Linked DNA regions of Mus musculus: region 1 is linked to region 2. The links are chromatin contacts, found by Hi-C or POLR2A ChIA-PET in ENCODE. All regions are on one chromosome and are shown on one strand. The core of a region is the stretch at or near the end of the contact, and the rest is flanking DNA. Distances in the headings are between cores, read along the strand shown.

What was found. Hi-C counts contacts between places; a loop is a spot of excess contacts on that map. ChIA-PET counts read pairs that join two places held with the same protein, here RNA polymerase II (POLR2A).
Region 1: a map of T-helper 17 cell shows a loop between it and region 2 (2.5-fold over the local background). The contact joins the promoter of Tmem11 here to the promoter of Atpaf2 in region 2. A Hi-C loop is called at or near these places in 1 of 37 maps with a recorded cell type or tissue (T-helper 17 cell). POLR2A ChIA-PET finds 5 or more read pairs at or near these places in 1 of 5 experiments (embryonic stem cell).

The regions. Positions count from the first base shown.
Region 1 is chr11:60,874,584-60,880,861 of GRCm38, reverse strand. Tmem11 (transmembrane protein 11) reads left to right here and starts at 1,824. Exons shown (of 2, transcript NM_173453.3): 1 at 1,824-2,149. The coding sequence starts at 2,094.
Region 2 is chr11:60,415,721-60,421,776 of GRCm38, reverse strand. It overlaps Atpaf2 (ATP synthase mitochondrial F1 complex assembly factor 2), which reads left to right and starts at 4,743. Exons shown (of 8, transcript NM_145427.3): 1 at 4,743-5,026. The coding sequence starts at 4,867. Gid4 (GID complex subunit 4, VID24 homolog) reads right to left here and starts at 4,632. Exons shown (of 6, transcript NM_025757.4): 1 at 3,933-4,632. The coding sequence starts at 4,121.

The sequences.
Region 1 (6,278 bases), core at 575-3,074, 460 kb before region 2:
AGACAGGCAGGTGTTGGAGTAGTCACCAAGAGCTTATATTTTGAAACAATCACCAGGCAGAAAGAAGAACAGGGCCTGGCATGGGCTTTTGAAACCTCAAACCCATTCCCGGTGACTCACCTTCAACAATAAAAGCCAGACCTCCTCATTCTTCCTAAACAGTACAATTGGGAATCAAACATTTAAATATATGCGCCTATGGGGACCGTTATTAAAACCACCGCAGACTATGACCTGAAGTGTAGGCCAAATAAATCCTCTTCTCCCTTAAGTGGCTTGTGTATTTTTATCACAGCAACAAGAAATAAATCTAAGACAGGGACATAGATCCCCGGTGGGATCCACCATGTCTCTGACTTGGCACCAGAACACTAGATCCTTGAGGACTCCCAGTAAAGGCAGACCCTCCTGGCTAGCTGCTTCCCAGCTTAAATGTGGGCTTGGCAGTCCCTGGTCAGTACACATTGTTTTTTGCTCATACTGCAGTAGGGCTGAGAAAAGGGTTCAGACATCCCCTAGGCAGTGGCTATAGGGTAATGGGAAAGAGAACACGCCCCTGCACCTTTTTTGTTTTGTTTTGTTTTGTTTGTTTGTTTGAGACAGGGTTTCTCTGTAGCCGTGGCTGTCCTGGAACTCACTCTGTAGACCAGGCTGGCCTCGAACTCAGAAATCCACCTGCCTCTGCCTCCCAAGTGCTGGGATTAAAGGCGTGCGCCACCACTGCCCGTCACCCCTGCACTTTTATCAGGTTCCTAAAGAGCTGAGAGCTTTCTCACAGATGTTCCTGGGTAGTAGAGTGTAGTTAAGGAAGGGGGAAATGGGAGAGAAAACATAGATTTTTACCTCCTGGCTGAGTCACAGGGACCACCTACATAAGTTCCTAGGTTCTTGTGTCTCAGGACAAAGAATTGTATCAGAGATGCATAGTTAGCAATAGAGGCAATTTACTTAAAAAAAAAAAATTTACAAAGACACTCAGGTAGGGAATGGGCTAGTGATCTGGAAGAATGCATAACCTGAAGTCCTTAGCCATTACCTGCCTTCTCCAGGCCAAGTTTTTCTCTTGCATGCTGTTTGTTATTGAGTAATCCAGGCAAGGAAGGGATCCCAGGCACTATCAACTGGCATTGATTGATTGATTGATTGTGTCTGGGTGTTTTGTGCACTACACGTGTGCTGTGGTCGTAAGGCCAGAAGAGGGCGTCAGACGTTACTGCAATAGCTGACTGTTGTTAGCTACCACGTGCCAGAAACTGATCCACAGTCCCCTGAAAGAGCCGTTAGTGCTCTTAAGTACTGAACAATCTCCGCAGCCCCCTCATACCTTATTCTTGACGTCTCTCTACACATCCCTATTCTTTTGCCACACTTGCATGTGTTACGAGTTTGGCAATCGGAGGCGGAGTTGCATATTCAATTTGAAAACCAGGAACTTTATAGAAACCAGACAAGCATAAAACCTGACTGGGAGGAAAAGGCGTTTTAGGGCAAGCACATCTACAGACCTTCAAAATCTCTGGATTTGTCAGCCGGGCAAGTTCCGGTCAGGAGAGGGGGGCAGTTGACGCCGCGGAGGCAGAGGTAACCTTCGGACTGAAGGTGCACGAGTTCTGGTCTGCAGATGGGAAAGGAGAAAGGTTAAGCTGCTCAAGTCATTGTAAAGTGTGAGAACTGGGGGACTCAGGCCCCCAGCGGCCGAAGCCACGGTGAAGGGCAACAGGGCCGAGGCCAAGGGTTGGGCCTCTCAGGCTGTGAGGGCGGGATCGTCGCGCGAAGCGCTCTGGGAGTGGTAGGCGCTTTCTTTCCGCTCTCCTTCAGCCACTCGTTCTGGGAGCCCAAGGACGTCCAGGCGGTGGGCGCAGCGACTCGCACTTTGCGACTTGAAGACTCTTTCCTAAGGCGGATCCCACCCCCTCGCCCTCTTGCGCGCGGCAGCTTACAGCAGGCTTCCGGCGTGAGGTATTGTGGGCAGTGTAGTCCTTCTCGCAACCTCCCACCTCGTCCGCGCGGCTCACGGGACTACGTTTCCCTTCGGCTCCCGCGCGCCCTGAGCCGCGTCGGCTCCAGCCCCCGACGAACCGAGAGTCTCCAAGATGGCCGCGTGGGGAAGGAGGCGTCTGGGTCCGGGCGGCGGCGGCTCCCGAGAGAGGTAAGCTGGGCTCGCGACCGCGGGCGAAGGTCGACCGCAGAGCCGGCGAAGCCTCTGTGCCACGCGCGACTCCGGATCGTGTGCCCGCCACGCGCGGGGCCCAGTCCGCGGGGGCTTAGGTGTGGGAGGAGCGGGGCGGCGCGACGGCCAGGAGCGAGGGGAGCGCGACTCGGAGGGGCGGCGACCCGCAGCCGGGTGGGCGGTGAGCCAGGGTGAGTAGCTGCGAGGGCCGCCACGCTGTCCTACCGAGCGTCCTGTGGGCTCCGGGCCGCTGGCTCGCGCACGTGGCCCGCTCGGCCTGGGCGCCCGGTGTGGCGTGGATGGGCTCCGGGGAGAGGAGGAGGGTAGAGGCTCGCGGCGCCGTGTGCTTTATAGGGGCGTTTGCTGAGAGCGGCAGCGTGCCGGGCGCGCCTCCAAGAGCCTGAGCCTGGCCGCCTTGTGAGCGAGCAATCGTCGCCACTTTTTGAGGGTTCTCTTCGAGCACTTCTGCCCTAAGTCCTTTGTAGTGACCTTTCCTACTGAATGCGTTTGGGGGCGCTAGGGGTTTTGTTTCTTCCAGTGATTTCCGGATGACAAGAGTAGTTGACGTGTTTCGGGTTGAACTTGTAGCCTTTTCCTTCTGGGAATTATTTTTAGCTAATAGGTTACTAGAAGCTGTTCAACGATAAGAAGTTTGGGGAGGTGGGTGTATATCGGTGGCGCTACTGGATTAACCTGCCCAGTCGGTCTTGCTAAGTCCTCCGCATTTTACTGTGGATGTCAGAAAAAGGAAAAGAAAAAAAAAAAAAGCAAAGTTTGACTTTTTCCCCTCCGTTTCCAATGAGTACTGTCAACCATAAAAGTTGTGTCTCAACTAATCTGCGTTGTTCCTTTTTGACTGACGCATCCCATGTTTCTTGCTATTGCATACGACAGCTTTTCCATCCCACACTAGTCTTCCTGCTTGGCAGAAGTGGTAGCCAGTTTTACTCCTGAGTTCGGTTATGCTAAATAATCCGTTCTGCGTTTACTGTGACATGGAAAAGCAGTGGCGAGGAGTGTTTGTTTGTTTGTTTGTTTGTTTGTTTTTTCCCTAACTCCCACTTATTTCTTAGATAAGAACAGCCAGAGAGGTTATCTTGTTTTCCGAGTCCTTAAATCCCTAAGGATGCTTTCAGGATTTTAATTTCAGCCCAACAGAAGGGAAGAACTTTCCTAATATTTCTGTTTGCTTGTTTTTAGAGCCACGTGTGTAGAGTCATTAGAGTTACTGTGTAGCTCTCTCTGGCTGTTCTGAAACTCACTCTATAGACCAGGCTGGCCTTGACCTCACAGAGGCCCGCCTACCTCTGCCTCCCAAGCACTGGGAATAAAGGTTTGGGCTACTGCACCCTGCCATACTCTTGTTCTTGGACACAGACTGAAAGGGCCAAACATGCATGCCTCAAGTGTGAGACAGGAGTCTTGCTAGCCTACCTAAGAAAATGGAGAATTTTTCCTTTGTCTTGAAACAGATATTAATTAAAAGCAGTTTGTCAACCAACCGCCCATAGTTTAGTCCAGGCCTTGCTGGTTGTGCTGCAGCAGCCTTTAAGGGAGTTTAAGTCCAATGCAGACAGAACTCACTGTGAAGCTAGATAGGGAGTGGTTCTCCTCAGAGCCACTGGTGCTTGTTTCTCACTGAAGTCTTAACTAGGTAAGGTTATCGTCCTGGGTCCTGTAGGTGTTCAGGTTGTGACCTTTGCCCAGGAATTGAAGGTTCTTCCCAAACATGCAGGTGCTGTATGTCTGCCAGGGATGGGCGTCTGATTTTATGATTTGAGAGTTGCCATCTGCCCTCCTTCTGGTGCCTGGAGGTTACTCCTCTGTCGGCCTTTATGGGAAGGGCCCTTCCAGAGAGTTCATTCTCAGAACCCCATCTCCGTCAGGCCTCCCACTCTAGGCTGTGTGTGGAAACACACTCCCTCCTGACTAGCAGACTGACTTCTGGGCGCACCTCCATTGCTGCTTGGTGGCCTGACAGGATGGAGCAGACCAGAATAATGTACACTCAGCACCCATAGATTGTGAGCACCAAGTGTTGACTCTGTGACACAAGCTGTTTGTGCCTTCTAAGTGACTCTGTTCCGTGTCACATTTGGACTGACTCAAATTTCAGCTTCATGTTGAGAGAGAGCACTTCCAGAGTTCTTCACACCTTCCTGCCCCTGCCCTGTGCTGAAACCAAAGGGGATGCTGTGTGCTTTGTGGCAAGGCTGGAATGGGCAGTGCTTTGAACAGACACTGTGTTTGCCAGTGGCTGCATACTCTGGTGCATATGTTATATTTAAGGCCCCACTTTGTGCTGGTTGTCAGCTTAGTTTGCAGTGGTTCTTGCTGTGCCTGTTAAGTCCAGAAACACAGGCTAGTACTAGAGCTGAGTGACAGCAGTTCAGTAGCTGCTAGCCATGTGTGGCGATTACATTGAAGTTAAAATTAAGTACAGTGAAAAGTGTAGCTCTCAGATAGTAGACCATGTGTCTGGTGTCCAGTACTTGCTTTGGGCTAATGACTAAGCCTAGAGAGAAGTTTTTCCATCAGTAAAATAGATAGGAACAATTCTGATCTAAACTGAGATTGGAGGGGGAAAGGAGCAAACAGAGAGCTGCTTGTGTGTTGATTCTTCTCTCCACTCCATTAAATCTAGGGAAACAACAGTATTTGTAATGAAGAACGTCAAACTCTGAGCTGTAACCTGAATTCTTGTCCAAAATTGAGCATACTGACAGCAAGCACAGCAAACAGATTGCCGTTTGTCCTGCTGGCCTCTTTGAGGCACACTTATCCATCTAGGAAAGCAGAGCAGGTATCTGTGTTCTACCACCTGGGTGTCAGCCTGGACCAGCTCTCAGACAGCCCTGCTTGGCCTTTCATGGCTTACTTGGTGCTGCTCAGAGCTCCTGAGCATCTCTGAGATCTCCATGAGTGTTGGAATGTGAGTATGGCCCTGTACTCTGAGTTCCTTTTTTGATGATCTTGTAAAGATAATTGATCTGCATCTGACCATGATACAAGTATGGCTTGGGGTATTCAAGTTTCCTTCCTCAGTTCTGGGCATTTGTTAGGCAGCAAGTTGTCATGGGGTTGGTGGCCTCCACATCCTTCCCTGCCACCTTTTCTTGGAAGACCATGCCATTTGTGAATATGGGGGGACAGGGTCCCAGTGGCCATTATAGGGTTAGTACCTACTACAGCTGAACAGCCATTATTTACATTCCTGGGATGATAGACCCCCTTTCTGCTCTAAGCCTTTTAGAGCTGAGGACTCTAGGGATTTGAGGCATTTAGTATTTCAGGAGGTTCTCATTCTGGCTTTGGTATGTATGGTGGATTCTTCCTCCTGATCTGGATGGAGTGAGCAGGCCTGGGACATACAACAAAGTCTCTTGACCTATAGCCACTGGATGGGGATGAGGCATGGGGGTTCTGTCTGTTGGCTGGTGAGAGATGACAGCACTCACAGCTGAGCCACATGTTCTGCTCTCAGACATTAATGTGTAGGTTGGCCTCTGCCATGGTCCAGCCTTTGGGGTATATTTCTGTTTCCCTGGGTTTTATTCAAGCAGCCCGAGTTCCACTTGCTTTGATATCTGCTTCTATGTCAGTCCTGCAAGCTCATTTCAGTGGATCCCACCTCTGAGAAAGGCAGGGTTGACAGTGTCCATGGAGGAACAACAAATAGGCCGAGACCTCTCTGGCCAGCTTGGGTTGGTCATAGCTTTCTTCTTCAGAGGACAAAGAGCTGTGGCTGGGATGGGAAGTGTGGTTCAAGAGCCACCATGTGTGAAGATTGTTCTTACTGCCTCTGTGTGGGTCCTGGTGCCGACAGGGAGTCTGGTGGGCCCAGAGTTCCTGGGGAAACCAGTAACCGTTGCGTTCTCATCACAGGTCTTCAGATGAAGGCGGTGTAGAAGAGTTTCTGCCTCTGACGATTAATGGGGGCTACCACTAGTTGCCTGTGTCTGTCAGTGCTTGAAATGGTACAGTGCCAGAGGGCTGGGGTTTTGACTTTACCAATGGATTACATTTAAACAGCTGTAGGTCTTTTGCTCCTGTCCTCTTTTGCACCCAGCCAGGTCCTCACACTCTCTCATCCTTTGGGAAACCAGGG
Region 2 (6,056 bases), core at 3,494-5,993:
AATGTGAAAGGTAACAAGACGAATTTTTTAGAAAAGAGGCCTTTCAGCATTGCTGTGTCTAACAGCCACTCTTAAAATATTCCTTTCAGAGGGTCCTAGGTTTTACACTACTGGTGACTTATGGGATGGCATAGAGGAAAATAGTCATAGAGCAGGGGAAAAGATCTTGTTGGAACCCTTGCATATATTTTTAGTAACTGTTATACTAGAATTTCGAAATAAAAGATGTTATGTGGGTTACAACCCCCAAGGGGGTCACATATAGGTATCCTGAATATCAGGTACTTACAACTCATAACAGTAGCAAAACTAAAGTTATGAAGTAGCAACAAAATAATTTTATGGTGGGGGGTCACCACAATATGAGGAACTGTCACAGCAGTAGAAAGGCTGAGAATCAGAGTTTTCAGGGTTGTTGAGATGACTCCGTTGTTAAAGTGCTTGTTATGCAAGTATGAGACTCTGAATTTGGACTTCAAGTATACAAAAGAGCCAGGTGAGGTGGGGCACATCTGAACCCCAGTGCTGGGGAGGCTCAGACAGGTCAGTCCCTGGAATTCCCTGGCAGTTAGTCTAGCCCATCAGTGAGTTCAGGTTCACTGAGAGACCCTGTCTCAAAAAATAAGGTGGAAAGCAATAGAGGAAGGCACCTAATATAGACCTCCCATCTCCAGGTATGTAAGCACTTGTGCACTCACAGGCATGTGTACATACCCCACTGTTCTGAAAATACAGGAAAAGATACAGCATCTTTTGAGGAATTTCTATTAAGACCATGAGATACCATTTCATACCCACTGAGATGACTATAATCAAACAAGTTTGTAAAGTGTGAAGAAGTTGGAGCCCTCATATACTGTCAGAGGAAATATAAAATGGTGTAACTACCTTTAAAACCACTGGTAGTTTGCTAAAGTATTAAACCTAAAGATTCTATAAACCCCGGCAACTCTATCTCTAGGTTATCTATATTTATTCAAGAGAAACAAAACCATGTGCACATAAAAACTTGCATACAGCTGATAGTACATACATATAGTCCTAGTACTTGGGACAGGGAAAGTAGGAAGGTCACTTGGAGTTAGGGGTTCAAAGCTAACCTAGGCAATATACAGAGATGCACACCACCAAACCAAAAATCTGTATATGAATTTCACAACAGCATTAATGATAATAGCCCCAAAGTAGAAATAACCTAAAAGTCTATCAGCTGATCAATGGCTAGACAAAATATAGGCAACGTTTACAAAGAGCAACAACAGAATGGAATGAAGTACTGACATGTGCTGAGACATGGATGAGCCCTGAATATATGCTATGTAAAGAAGCAGGTCATGAAAGGAAAACTATGTGACCCTATTTATACAACATGTGCGGGACAGGTAGAAGATGAACCTAAGTTTTTGGGTTTTTTTTTTTTGTTTTTTTGAGGATGGGTCTCATTCTGCAGCCCAGATTCTGGCCTCAGGTTCTGAATTTTGGAATTACAAGTGAATACTACCAAATCTGGTCTCAGAATAGGTAAATCTGCAGAAAAAGATTAGCCTAGGATTGGTAAGTGTGATGGCTGAGGTGTACAAAGGTTTCTTTTGGGGCAATATAAATGTTCTAAAATCTGGTGATAGTTGTATAACTTTGTGAATATCCTAAAAATCATTAAGGGTACACCTTGAATAGGTAAACAGTATGGTATGTGGAGTGTATCTTAGCAAAAGTACTTAGGCCAAACAAGCAGGTATACTTTCATTGATTTGACTTCAGAGTCCATGCCTTTAACTGCAACAATATTCTGCTTCCTAAAAATAGTTTAAGTCAAACAAGAAAAGCAGGAAAGAAGTTGAATTATGAAAGACAGAACTTTTCTCAGAGGGCTGAGTCTAGAGAAGACCAATTAACATAACAGTTCCTATGCCCCTACCTGATCACAGTAACAAGCTCACTGGCAGAGATGTAGGGGAGCATTCCGTGGCACGACCACCAACCATTCCCACCACTCGGCATTCCACGGAAGGATATGGGCTACCCGACACCTACCAACCATGCCTCTAACTCAATCACTATTTCCACTGATTCACAAGGCCCCTGTCGAGGCAGGGAACAACAGACAAATGATAGGAACAGACTTCCCTTTGAAACCTAGTTGCTCTGGCAGCTATGAACCTATTACATCAGAAATCAGTAAATGGGCATAAATTCAGGGCCACTCTAAACATGATCCATGTAGAGAACTCACTTCCAGAATTTTATGATTGAATGAATTAAAAAAACAAAAAGCCTAATTTTTTTCATACTATAGTATCACATCTTAAGGAGGAAAAAAAATGATTATCACAGTAGGTAACAAGACTTGAAATAACTCAGTCACAGCTTTCCAATGACAATAAATACCATACTTCATGATAGAGCTTTATGGGGAAAAATTACATTTAATAAGAGTATGGTTTTCCCAATCTCAAAGCTGAGAGAACTATTTCTACAAATGGTAGGAAAGAAAAGAGCTGATGAGTGTGCTGCAGTTAGAAAGCAGAGACACTCTCGAGTCTTTGGAGTGGGAGATCTATTTGCTCAAAAGAATCTGAGATGGGAAATTAGAACCAAGGGTGGTGGATGCTGTACATGTTCAATATACATCTCCCCGGGCCCTGGGGCAGTATGCACCTCTAAACCTCTGGCTTTCAAGGAACAAGACTTGGGGAACTACCTAGGAGGTGGCATTAGGAGAAAGCACACAAGGTGGGACAGGGAATTGGTCTTCTGGCAGACAGTTTAATACCTAGAAAGAAGAGTATTGTGGAGAGGGGAGATAGATAAAAGAGAAATATCTACTCCCACCAATCTCCTTCAGTTGGGAAAAGCTTCAAGGGGGAGAGAAAGAGGTGGAGTTCTGGAAAAGAAAGGCCCAGAGAAGATGAAGCTGAAGTTTCAAAGTTGTTCAGGGACTGGCAGCCACCAGCCAGTACTCAGATATCCAGGTCAAATAGGGGGAGGTAAGTGGACACAAAACAAAACTGTGTTAGATTTCCCAGTACTTAGGCATCTGAGGCTCGGAGGAAACTCTGGAGCTATGCAGATAACAATCAGCAACACTACAGCCAGCAATAGCAACCAGCTAGATCAAGGTGCGAGGTCTGGGGAGAGGCCAGGGGGACTGCCAGGGATGGGAAGGAGCCACAGCAGGGTAGGGTAAGAAGCCTGGGACAGGAAGCAAAGTGTAGCAGCGGATGCCTATGAACTGACTGACGCCGGGTTTTGGTACTGGAAGGCCCCACGAGACAAGGTCTTAACACTAAGTGGTGCAACTGGAGATATTTGGGTGTGAGGCTCCCTGGTCTTTGGGGAGCCTCAACCTCTGTGGGTTGTCTCAGCCAATGGAGGGAGGTTGGCCACCTCTCCCCCGTCAGCAGTGGGCTGACTGAGTTCTCCTAAGGAGCAATGTCCCTGGCACTCAGGATGGAGTTGGGGTCAGAGGAAAAGCTTCATTCCGGGAGAATGTGACACTGGCCGCTATCGAGAGGTACTGAGTTTGGGGCAGCCAATGGAGAGTTTTTCAGGATCCGACAGGGACTGGTGGGAGGGCTGGCTGGTGTAGGGAGGACAGGACTTGGGAAGAACCGACTCAGGCTAAAGGACGGCTAGTCATGGGGGAGCTTCCGGATGCCCAAGCCGGCGAGTCAAAGGCTCTAAGTGTGGGACAGTCTTCGGGGTCTGTCGGAGACTGGCCACTACAGGCTCTGAGTCTAGGGGTGGGCTAGGGGTAGGGTTCGAGAGTGTGACATCAGCTGGGCAGGTCCCGGTGGGAGGCGCCGGGTGCAGGAGGCCCCGGCAGTGAGAGGGCCTGGTCCGCGGCTGAGGGCTCGAGGAGCCCAGGGCAGGCCCGGCCCGTGAGCGCCGCGAGGAGGCCCTCGGGCCCGGCCTTGCCGCCTGGCGCTCACCTGCAGCACCACCTCTACGTCGTACGAGTTCCCCTTGCTCTTCTGGTGGCCACGGAACTTGGAGCCGCTGTAGAGCAAGCTGGTGGCCACGCCGGGCTGCTGGGTGTTGATGGGCGGCGGCGGGATGAGTGAGGCCGCGGATGTGGTTGAGGCACCCGCCGGCGGGGGACACTCGGTGCGGACCGGCATCGCGGGGTCCCCCGGAGCCAGGGCTGGGGGAGGGGGAAGGAACCGCCGCCGCCGCGCGGGAGCCGAAGCTGCGGGGAGGGCGGACCCGGGCGCGCACGCGCGGGGGAGGGGCCGGGGAACCACCCGCCCGCTGAGGCCAGACCAAGCGCTCGTGTTGCCACCTGGACCCGGAGACCTGCAAGCAGGGCCTCCCAGACCTGAGCTGGGTCTCCCTTCCCACTTGCCCTCGCGGGTACACACACACACACACACACACACACACACACACACACACGCACGCACGCACACACACACACACGCGCATACACACTCACTCACTCATACACACGCGCTCACACACACACGCGCGCGCTCACACACACACAAACACACACACACTCTGCAGCTTCCAATTGGCGCGGGCGCGCTGGAGAGGCGGGAGCAAGCTCACGCGGCGCTTCCGCCCATTGGCGGACAGAGAAAGCACGTGGCGCAGAGCGCGAACGGCCCTCTGGGACTTGTAGTTTTCTTCCCGTGGCGCGGCATGGAGGGGGCGTGGCGAGCACGTTTATGATGCTGATTGACGGGGGCGGGAGTGGCGCGCAGCGGGGCGCACGGCTGCGACGGCGCGCCGTAGGTGTCATGAGGAAGATGGCGGCGTGCTGAGGAGGCTGAGGGCTATGAACCCTTGGTGAGAGGTTTCCGTACAGAACCAGCGAGGGGTGTGGGGTTCTCTTCGCTCTTTTCCTGTACTCTGTTTCCACGCATGTGTCCACCCAGGTCCTTGGGCAGGATGTGGCGAATCTACCCCCGGCTGAGGGACCGGTGGCGCGGTCTCTTGGACCGGCGTCTCAGTGACCCCACCGTCTCAGTATGGCCGGGGCCAGCTCCGCAGCCTCCGGCCCGGGCCTATGTCCCGCCAACAGGTGAGGCCCGGACATAATGTGACTTTTTGGTCAGGAGCCAAGTCGGGCTCACCTGGAGGAAGGTTTCTGACGTGCAATGCGGGGTGACAGGCAGGGTTCAGGCCTATGCGAATATTTAGAGCAACAGAGTTCTGTTTCAATTTGAAAAATGACATCCAAACAAGTGCGAGGGTGACTTTAGGGGACACAGCGTGCCCAGGACACGAGATATTTGGCTCTTGAGGCTTTTCTCAATTTCCTTTATTTTTTCTTTTCTTTTTATTTTTTCGGGGATAGGATTTTTCTGTGTAACCCTGGCTGCTCTGGAACTCACTCTATAGACCAGGCTGGCCTCGTACTCAGAGATCCTCCTGTCTCTAGTTCCTGAGTGCTACCACCACTACCACCACCACCACCACCTCCCAGCTTCAGGGTTTTTTTGTTTGCTTGTTTGTTTGTTTGTTTGTTTTTCCTTTTAAAGGGGAGCAGGTGTCTTAGTTGGATTCAGAAAGGAAAATTTGGGCTTTCAATCAGGACATCCAAGGTCACAGAGCAGACTGGTTGAGGCTATGGAAGGCAAAGACTGACCTGACTGTGTTGTGTCCTCATGACTGTGTTGTGTCCTCAGGACCCAGCAGAAGACTTGGCACAGAGGCAGGCCTTAAGTCTTCCACCACACACAGCACACTTCCTTAGGGGTTTGCGGGCCCTCTGTCCTAGTGCAGTGCCACAGCCTCTGCATTCTCTGCAGCTTTCTCTAAGTGGGAGTTTATGCCAGGCTTCTTTGACCTACTAAGGACTGTAATAAGACTGAAAGAAGGTTATTTCATTGCTTCTGAAAGAGAGATTGCTACAAGTGAGGTTCACTTCAGTGAATGAAAAGTAGTGATGACCTCTCTAAATTCAGTTAGTTGTTTTGTGTTGAGGGCATGTGGTCTCACCTGAATGATTCTCAACATCAGATGCAGGATTCATTATGCTTACGAAACAATAGTTTGCAATATATTGTGATATGGGAACTATGAAGGACTTAAGAAATCACAAGGATGAG